2 separate regions of the Mus musculus genome follow, and region 2 is linked to region 1. Evidence: chromatin loops called from intact Hi-C (ENCODE). Cell type or tissue: heart. All regions are shown on one strand. Links, peaks and the distances in the headings refer to the core of each region. The heading gives the core; the rest is flanking DNA.

Region 1 (5,393 bases), core at 333-5,332:
AATTTTAACAGATAAATTTATAAGATTTGTTACATTCTTTGCCAACTTCTTAAAAGAGACTGACAACAATTCATCAATCCCTTGTTACTAGTGGCCATTACTTCATAGGCTGTTAAGACACTCTTATCAAGTAACATCTCCAAGGACAATAGCCGGCGGGACCCTATTTCATCCCATCCAGAAATTCCCTGGTTTGGTGAATCAAGTAGTTTCTTTGATGATAATGTTGACATCCTCTCTGCTCTCCGTCATCTGCCCTAGTGTCCCTACAGATAAAAGTCACTTCCCTAATCTGTGCGCTGGCTTCAAACAAAGTAAAAAGAATAGAACCTGAGCAGGCTGGTAATTCAAAAATCTGTAGATATATACATACTTATTGTAAGGAAACCTACAGAAAGTGAAGTGCAATCATTTCTGTGCCTATTGGGAAAACCAAAAAAAAAAAAAAAAATCTATTGAGGAAATGTTTCAGAGAGCACAGGTCATAAAAATAAGGGTGGTAAAATACACCTTTCACTTCCTCTCCTTCACCATTTTTATTTATTATGTTCAGTGTAGGCACAGCCAAAACTTATAGTCACATAGAGTATACGAAATAAATCTAAGCGGAGTTAAAAGCCTTCGGAGCAGTGGTGAGCTCAGGTCTTTGCTGAGGGTATAGACAGCACATATGTTGTGCACCTACCATACGCAGCATCTCATGGGAAAACACATCAGATCAGACACCACAACAGCATCACACTATGCTGGGCACACGTCCTCCGTTCTGCATCTGCCGGCCATGCTTTTCCTGCTCTGACATACTCCTACCTACTCTGGTAGCGGAATTGTATGTTTCTTCAACTTTCACCTCAACTGTCCCCTCGTCTCCCTTCATTAGAACATTATGACTTCCTCCAGAGTAACGTCCTTTGAGGATTTATGAGTGAGGGCCCTAGACGGTTTCCTCTGTCTGAAAGGTCCCTGTGTTTATAGACGATTGATTTCTAGCATTTACTTCTGGCAGAGACCACAGCAGAGATGATTAGAGGAGCCTTTAGATTAGCACAGAGGAGACAAAAAAAAATGCAATCAAGGAACTGACAATGCCTTCTAAACACAGAAAGGTTCAAGACAATTCCCACAAAGCGGTCTAAGATTTGAGCTTTCTTTTGCTTAATACACCTTTAAGGCCAGGGAGCTGAAACGGGAAACCAAATCTTCCTTTTATGGCTGCAACAAATGAGCCAGCCACGGTAAATACATCATTGATTCTTTCTCACAAAGAGATACTTAAATGCAGGGTGCAAGTAAGAGGACCATTTTCCCTTCGACTTAAGGTTTGTTAAAGTAAATTTATGTTTTCAGCATGCACTGCAAACATGGAAAAACGGATTGTACCTTCATCAGTCTTTAAATCAAAACAGCTTGCTATCTGGTAACGACAGGCGTAGCGGTCGATTTATTTCATAAAACTTTATGTACAAAGAGACAGTGTCTATGAACTTAATGGAGAGAATATTGAGTCTGGAAGGGTAATTTTTATTACAGTTTATAGTGGGATTATCCATACTCCACAGTTTCCAGATTTTACGGTTGCACAGTGTTGATGAGGTTAGCCGCAGTGCAGGGTCAAGGGGTGGCGGGGAGGCACACATAATTTCTTATACTGGGAAATACGACTAGCATAACTATTTAATATATTATATAAGACACATTGCTGATTCTAATTAATTATCCAGGTCCAATCAAAGTCCTCTTTATCATATGTTCACAGGTAAAATATTTTACAATATATTACAAAAGCATAAGAAAGGACTGACTATAATGACCATACAGCACAGTGTTTTCATTATGACCCTTTGAGAACCTCAAGAATGCTTCTCGCTCACAGGAGTTCAACTCCAGAAACCATTAACATCCACGCTGTGTCAATTGTCTAAAATGTAATTCAAATACTATTTCTGAAGAGTAAGCACTGTGAGATTAAGGAAACTCAAGGACAGTGCAGAAACAATATATACTCAGGAACCCAGAGACTCCAGATGGTTCACTGGAATAAGTAGTACTAGACCCGAGGAAGGAGGGTAGGCATGGATTCTGACAATACTCAGATAAGGCCGGGAGAAACCCAGAGAAGGAGTTATGGAAAGAGAAATACGGTTGAGGAGGCTTTTCAAGTTGGTTGGTACCTCCACAGAAAGGGAGTCACTGAATGCATTCAATAATGGAAAGTCTTTTTGATTTTTGTTTTGTTTTGTTTTGTTTTGTTTTGTTTTGTTTTGTTTTGTTTTGTTTTGTTTCCTGAGCTTATCAAACTTACAGCCTATCTCCCCAAAGACACGACTATTTATTTTTATTTTATTCTCTCTATGATGACGATTTCTTTGCTCGGGGGTGTGAAACTTGCTAATAGCATACAAGTTGGTACACATGTGCTTTGACTTAGTGAAAAAAAAATTAAGCCATCCCTTTAAAATGTGAAGCGATGAAACAAAGGACATTTTAATTTTACTAAGAAGAGTAAAGATAACAATGTATAGGACAGAAAAATGGGGGAAACATGCAGAAGGCACGTCTTTTCCTTTTGAACCAAATTAAATAATGCCTTTCACATACTAGAACTCTTAAACATAATATATACATAGAAGACATATCATATATAATGTATATAAAATATATATTTAGCATTAAGTTTGAGTTCTCTAAATAGCCATCTATTTTTAAATCTCTGCCCCCCCCCCCCTTTCTCCTCGAGACAGGGTTTCTCTGTGTAGCCCTGGCTGTCCTGGAACTCACTTTGTAGACCAGGCTGGCCTTGAACTCAGAAATCCCCCTGCCTCTGCCTGCCAAGTGCTGGGATTAAAGGCGTGCGCCACCACTGCCCCACTTGTCTTTTTGTTTGTTTGTTTTTTAATTTAGTGAGGGCGTGGTTCAGATAGGGTCTCATGTATCTCATGAACTTTGACTCCTCCCTCCACTTCCCTAAGTTCCATTTCTAGAATTATAGGTGAACACCATCAAGCTAAGATTTTCTCAGAAGAGATTCACTGCACCTTGTTTTGACTCCGAGCTGGCAAAACCATGGACCATCCTAGGAAAAGGGTCTGATACGCAGTAGCCTTCAATCTCCCTGTGTACGATTTGTACTATTCCACCACTAGGTGGCAGCACAAAGACTCCAGTCCTCAAGGTAAATCTCAACTCCTTAAGACTTCTGGGACAAAAGATTTGGTGAGATATGCAACAGAAAGAAAACTCGAGCCTTGGGGAGGAATAGTGTGGGAGCCAGGCATGATGGGCCAGGCCTGCAGTCTCAGTTCTCAGAATGTGGAAGCAGGAGGTTCAGGAGTTCAGGGCCTGCCTCTGCTTCATAAGTGTACATGTATATGTATGTGTATATATGTGTATATGTATATATATATGTATATATATATATATATATATATATATATAAAATTCATGAAGAATATTATATACACACACATATATATAAAACACACACACATATACATTGTACACATATTTATATAACTGTGTGTATATATATATATACACACACTTTATATATAACATGTTATATATTATATAATATTTATTATATTATATATTATATGTTATATATTATATGATATGTGTTATATATTATATGATATGTGTTATATATATGTATATATATACTAGTGTGTATGTATGTATGTATATATTATACATACACATATACACACACTCACTCTGAGGCCAGCCTATGCTACATGAGACCCTGTCCCATGTAGTAGAAATTGTTAAAAATCCCCACACACACACTTTTTAAGTTTTGACAATTACTAGGAGTCACCCCTCATCTACTCTTCTAACTGCCAGCCTGACTACCTCTCCAGTGCTGTACCCCAGATACTTGCTGTTTCTCCTGGCCATGTGCTCATCGTTTTTCTCCCCTCGTTTTGTAACTAAAGAAGTAGCCGAAGCCACATGTAATGGCCTTCTTGCCCAGGCAGAGCAGGCAGACAAGAAGGGAAATCAAAGGCTTCAGGCAGGGGGATGATCCTTGAGGAATTTGGACTGTGTTTGATCAGAGTCATCACCTCTGCAGCAAAAGCAAAACGTGACCCCCGTGCTATGTACTGCTTGCACTAAAGACTGAACGGAACTCTAAAGAAAAGTTAAGTTGCTGGTACACTTGAACTTTTAGAAGATGGTTTAAGCATTTCTGTATTTTAATCGAGCTCTTGTTTTAAGATATCTAAAAGAGAAATTTTAAATGCAGAAATTAGTACATTTAAAATAGTAGTTAATTCTTCCTATGTCCCTTCTAAATTCTTTTTCTTTAAATTTTTTTATTTTATTGTAACACACACACACACACACACACACACATTTAATTTGCTTGGGTTTCTTAAGAATTAGATATTCTGTCCTTCTGATTCTATTGACAAAGAACATTCATAAATTATTGTATATCATTTATAATGTACAGTGTTGTATGACTTTGTTCAGTAGAAAAGCCCAAAATACCATGGGTAGACCCATACTTTGGCTACAGATCCAGAACATTCACAGGTGGAATGTCCCCATAGTCAGATTCTTAATGAAACATATTTAAGAAACATTTTGTTTAGAAAAACACCATCCTTTAAAATATTAAAAGAAAAATTAAATAAAAAGCTGATTGCTTTTTAGGGTGGATTCTGGAACGCTATCTTTGTCTCCTTGGGAGTATCAGAAGAAGAAACAATCCTCATCACACTTTTTCAGATATAAACATTGTATTTTCTTTAAAGAAAACAAAATATTAAGGGATAGTAACTTTGAAAGGAAGGGCACTGTGTCTCTGACCAGAAATGGCTAGCATGGTCTGCGATGTCTTCATTTTCTTTAAAGGAAGTTTTGCAGGTTTGGGATCGAGAGGACCATGAGGAGGGAAAGAGGAGAAAGAAGCTACCATGGAATAAAAGAGGAACATGCAGGAGCGGATAAAGGAGAACACATGATGGGTCAGCTGAGCCATAAAAATGTGGCCCTGAGGGCTGCTCACTCAGAGTGAAGAGCAACCCAGGTGGAACATAAAATAAGTAATAATTTGGGATTATTGATATGCTATACATTCTATCAGCATGGAGGGTAGGCAGCTGCCCGGTTATTGTGCTGCTTAAGGCATACTGTAAATATGAAGGTTGTGAGTGTGTCTTTCTTCCAGGAGCTGAATAACTAAGGGTGGGGTAGAAACCATCTGACACAATCTTTTAATAATTTCTTCTATAGTCCCACTCCCAAACTCAATCCCAAATGGATAGGATAGCAAAAAAACAGATGGAGGTAAAGACAATTAAGAGAAAGAGAAATTAGAGAAAACATCCCAAGGAGTTGCTTTCAAACCCTGGTACCATAGTAAAAGGCCTGCCATTGTGACCATT
Region 2 (5,393 bases), core at 180-5,179, 750 kb after region 1:
TTTTGAGACAGGGTTTCTCTGTACAGCCCTGGCTGTCCTGGAACTCACTTTGTAGACCAGGCTGGCCTCGAACTCAGAAATCCACCTGTCTCTGCCTCCCGAGTGCTGGGATTAAAGGCGTGCGCCACCACGCCCGGTATATTTTCTTATAAAGATATATTTGAAAATATGAAATCGTTTTTGAAGTTTAACTAAACCATCATCATCCGAGTCACGTTTAAAGCACAAATGACAGCTTCCCAGGCCATGGTGGGAACACTTTGGTGTTTCCTATTTCTGGGTGACATTAGGACAGAATGAAAAATTATTTCACTTGTAGTGTGAGGGACTGTACAATAGAAGGCTGGGTCCTGCCCAAAGAGAGGCACCGTAGGAGTCTCAGAAGCTGTTTGCTGCTCTTGTGTTTAATCTCATCTAAGTAAGTCCTAGTGCCTCAGAAGCAGACGCTATAGTGGCTAGGGAGCAAAGAGAACACTCGAGGTTCATCTGGCATGTTAGGAGTGAAATGAGCCAGGGGAGCCACGGGGAGATAGACGTCCTCCAGGTGTCTGGTCAGGGTGGGAGCAAGACGGGTTAGGGCGGACTGGACAGTAGTTAGATTCTTGTTCATTCTCTCTACCTGGGCATAGAAGGAAGAATGATAAGGTTCATAGGTCTGAGGAACTGTAAACTGACACTAGGTAGCTTGGGGGCATGACAGCTTCTGTTCCAGGCCTAGTTACCAAGGTCTGAGATTCCGAAGCCCATGGCAATGGACTCACATACAAGGCATAGGAGTGGCGTGTTTGCCCAAGTCCGAGAACTTGCAAGAGCTGACTTCTCAGAAAAGAGCTTCCGGAAAACTCCTCCCTGGCTCACAGAAGACACAGGAAGTTGTGAGATAATGAGAGAATGAGAAGCTGACTGAAGCAGGACCCACCCGTGATAAACTGCGCAGAATCAGTCTGTGGATTCCTCAGGCAGCGTCATAGACTCAGCGGAGAAGTCACCGAAGTGTAGGCAAGGAGTTCTGCTCTAGCTGATCCGATGGCATTTCAGAGGCTCCTTCAGTTTCCATCAAGTTTTTCCTCTGGTTTGTGAATAGTCACTAACGAGTCTATTAAACTCACTGGGGTTCCTTCTTTGTCATCTGTTGTTTTGTTTTTATTGTTGGTTGGCTAGTTTTTGTTTTATTTTATTTTATCTTATTGCTTATCCTTTGATATTTGTCGTTTTGTGTTTGTTTGTTTGTTGCTCATTCCCTGACTTGTCCATTTCATGAGAATTTCTGTTTCATCCTTGCCAATGGTTTATACTGACAGATTTTTTTTTTTTTTTTTTTTTGTCATTTGAATGAGTATGAAATGAAAATTCATGATTATTCTTTTTTGGAGTCCCTGTTGGTGGACATCTTCCCACTCTGACATTGGCCATTTAAATTCTTACTCAGAGAATCTCCACCTCATCTCTATTTTTCAGACAATGTTTTTATACTTGATGTTAAGAATTTTATGTAAATCAATATCAAAAAATCAGTATTATATCACTTATAGCAAATATCTTCCCAATACTTGTGGTTTTGAAACATCATCGTGGCACCTCTTGAAATACAGTAGTCTCAATGACAAATATCAGATTTTATATTTTTGTGATTTTTTTAAGCTAAGGCTGTATTTCCATGTTCTATATCCTTTTCCATATTAAAACTATTTCTCCTGCATATTTTATGCCTTTGGAATTTGTCTTGTTTGCAATATGATTATACAATATGATTCTCTCTGTAGATAAAAAGTTATCTATACATCTCCTGGTGAAGAAAATTGCATTGGTTACTTTTTGCTGTGATAAAACACCGAGGTAATCTAAGTATGAACAACTTTATGTTTGCTTATAGTTTCAGAAGAATGTCTTCTCCATGATGGTGGAGCAGAGGCATGTCATGTGGAGCTGGAGGGTGAGAGCTCACATTTCAAGCTGCAAGCAGAGAGCAGAGAGTTAAGACTGGAAATGGCTTGGATCTTTGAACTCTCAAAGCCCTCCTCCAGTAATTCCTGGACTCCAGCAAGGCTACACCTTCTAGCAAACAGCGCCACCAACTGGTGACCTGGTGATCCGACACTGGAGATCATGGAGGATATTTCTTATTCAAACCTCAACAGGCAAGCATTAAGCTCAACTATAAGGGTGCATTTCCCACTTAGTGCTTCCTTTGTGTGTGTGTGTGTGTGTGTGTGTGTGTGTGTGTGTGTGTGTGTGTGTGTGTATTTCCACATTCTATAATATTTCATCCCACCTTTACATTTGACTGCCCCTGTGTCAGAGTTATGAACTACTCCAGTGGCCTTCTATTTGGTTCCGGTTAAATTTGTTAAATATAAAATTTTGTTAGAGTAAAGTATGCTTAGTGGAAGTACCCTAAGCTTTTAGTTTAAGTCAGAGACAGATGAGTTTTCCTATTTTCACATGACTGTTGCATAGTTTTGGTATACACATACATACATACATATACACGCATACACATATATACACATACATACCTTGTTTACATACACATGTGTTCCTTGTCTCATGAGTTTGAGCACTTTTTCCATTTGTTTGCATGAGAATATTACATTGCTTTCTGAGTAAGTAATCTGTATTCCTCTTTAGCTTCTGTAGAAAATGAAGTTGTTACTATCTCTAACTGGTTCCTGTCGCAATCAAAGCATGCGGAGTATACAATATCTATTTTGAGACTTCATCCAGCAAACTTTATGAACATTGTTATTACTGACTGCTTCAAATATTTCCTTTCATTAATTTTATTTAGAGGCAAACATAAGTTTGCCATTCCCAACCCACAACCTGAAGTTAGGTAAGCACTCTACCACTGAACTATATAGCCCCATTCTTTTGCTTGTCTCCACATTGTTCGCTGACCCTTGTTTTTTCTTCCCCCCTTCCTTCTCTCCCCATGTCTTCTCATACTGTTCTATCCACACTCTCTTTTAAAATGTTAGAAAACAGATTGAAAGTAAGCCTCCTTTTCCTAGCTGCCTTTAAAGGGTCACATTAAAACCTCTGACCATCGTATATGTATTAGTAGATACCTCTTCTTGAGGATAGGGAATATTTTTAAAACTATGATGACAGCTTGACAACAATTTGCATCCTGAATCTGGATTGCATTTTCATATTTATTTTTTCATTTTTATCTACTTAATATATTTGATGTGAATAATATTAATAGATTGCAATTAAACTATGTCATTCATGGATTCACGGGGTAAATAGCTTGGTGTAATTTTCTGATATGGCTATTTTTTCATGTATGGTCATAAAAAAGATTAAGACACCATATTTTTCTTTCAAAATCTGCTCCTTTCATGTTTCATGATGACTACTTGTGGATAAGAATTAGGAAGATCAACCTGGTTTTGTATATTTGAATCACTTCATACTTTAAAATGTATAGGAGCAAGGAAGGCCGATACGGTAAATCTGTCTTCTAAATGAACCACTGATTCCACATGGAAAACATTCTGGAGTTTTAGGAGTGATAGTTATCACAATGAAGATCAGACTCCCACACTGAGCACTGAGCTATTTAATTCTTCTATTCCTTATGAAACCAACAAAGCCTGAACTTGAATTCTCATCAATAAATTATACGTGAGCTAAGTAAAGTTCTGGTCCAGTAAGAGGTTGACAGTCATAACACACCATGTATAAAGTACCACACAGGGCTTCTTAGGTGAGAACCAGGAATGTGATTAGGCTAATAACTACTTAGACAAGCTCCATAGCAACTTACTTCCTCCAGGAAGGTCCCACCTCTGGCAGCTTACATGGCCTCCCCCCCACCAAAGAATACTGCCAACTAGAGACCAAGTGTTTAAACACATGATCTTGAAACTGTAGAGGATATTTCACATAGATTATTCCACCCTTGGTTCCCACAGATTTATTGCCATTGCATAATATAAAATGCATCCATTCCAATTTCATAAGTTCCTATTGTCTTTACCAGTCCCAACCATGTGTTTGAAGGTGGCACCAACATTGAGAGTAAGTCTCTACCAGTCCCGATGCCACATGTCAATCCTTTCTGGAAATGTTCCTACAGATACACAAATGTGTCTTCCCAGTCATAGACAACTCTCAATCCAGTCAAATAAGCAAGAAAGAGCAACCGTCGAAACAGGCATTTCTACTTGGTTAAAATGAGAATTGGCGGCTCTCTAGCTATAGCTGTTTTGATTAGGAAAGTCATCGGTTTGTTAGTCATCTATCATTTTATTTGAAGGGTGGAAAGTACTTAGAGCCAGCTGCTTTTCTGGGAATGTGGTGTGAACAACATGTACAGCAGATTTTTTACCTCTGCTGTGGAAGATCCAGCATGTGTGCCACGGAGAGTAACATGGTTTTAAGAATGAACCAGCATCTGTGAGCTTCTTACAACTCCAGATCCTTGCACAGGACCTGAAATGAGGCCAAGCATTGAAATGCACTATGATAAACATTTCCCTTCATCATTGTTTCTTCAGTAATGACAAGAAGTGTTTTGTAGGCATAGTAAATGTCACCGTCACCTGTGGCTGCTTTAGGAATGTGAAAGGCTGGGGAGTTAGGTATCCTGTTTGGGATGCTATAACGAATAGGAGAGAGTGAAATCCTTAAGTAGAACAAAAGGCATTTCTTATCATTTCTAGAGGGATGAAAGTCCAAGTAGAGGGGCCAGGAATTTAGTATCTTTATGAGGTCACTTTCCTGGATTACACTTTTTATTCTTCCAGTGTCCTCATAGCAGAGACACAGCTAGGAAACCAAGGGGACGACCTCTTATATCTCATTATAAAGATACCGACTTAATCATGACGCCACCTTCTGATTGATTTATTCTTATCTCATTATACAGCTGTATAATAAGCTGTATAATAATGTACATTTCAAGAACAGTGATACTGAAGGTTAACTCGACATATGAATGGGAAGGTGACTCAAGTCAAGAAAAGTCTGGTCTTTCTTGGAAGTATTCTCTCTAGTTCTAAGAATGTACATCTCAAAGTTCCCTGATTCTACCCAGCAAACAAACTGTAAGGATATCTTTTTGCTTCTGAATCAAAGGGCTATTTAATCTTCTCCTATTCACTTAAAGGGGGATAGAAAAGAAAGACCTCAGTGCCTGTTCCCAAGGCATGAATGATAGCCTGTGGAGCACAGAGGAATGTCTGTGGATTTCTTAATCACATGATAGAGTTCAAAACCATGAACCATCTGTTAGTCACCAATGAGCTGTGTTACCTTACAAAGAGTGATTTCCCTCTTTATGCTTTAGTCTCCTGTCCTATAAAAGTGACATCAAAACACTCACTTTATAAGTCTTCTTTAAATGTTTAACTCTTGGAGTATTTTCATCTAAGCCATTTGCTAAA

What was found. Hi-C counts contacts between places; a loop is a spot of excess contacts. Peaks named below come from ENCODE experiments on the same cell type or tissue, not always from the same donor. Only the 100,000 strongest peaks of a DNase experiment are listed, where the experiment ranks them.
Region 2: a loop joins it to region 1, with 1.9 times the contacts of the local background. A loop is called at or near these places in 4 of 42 quality-filtered maps.

Annotation. Positions count from the first base shown.
Region 1 is chr14:100,006,819-100,012,211 of GRCm38, forward strand. The region is part of intron 3 of Klf12 (Kruppel-like factor 12); the gene reads right to left. Among named protein-coding and RNA genes, the nearest start is that of Klf12, 140 kb to the right of the region's middle. In heart, for the core only: a CTCF peak has its summit at 3,127 (motif pointing right); no DNase peak of the experiment used is centred there.
Region 2 is chr14:100,752,093-100,757,485 of GRCm38, forward strand. No RefSeq gene overlaps it. Among named protein-coding and RNA genes, the nearest start is that of Gm23538, 5.5 kb to the right of the region's middle. In heart, for the core only: a CTCF peak has its summit at 2,077 (motif pointing left); no DNase peak of the experiment used is centred there; H3K27ac peaks cover 233 bases.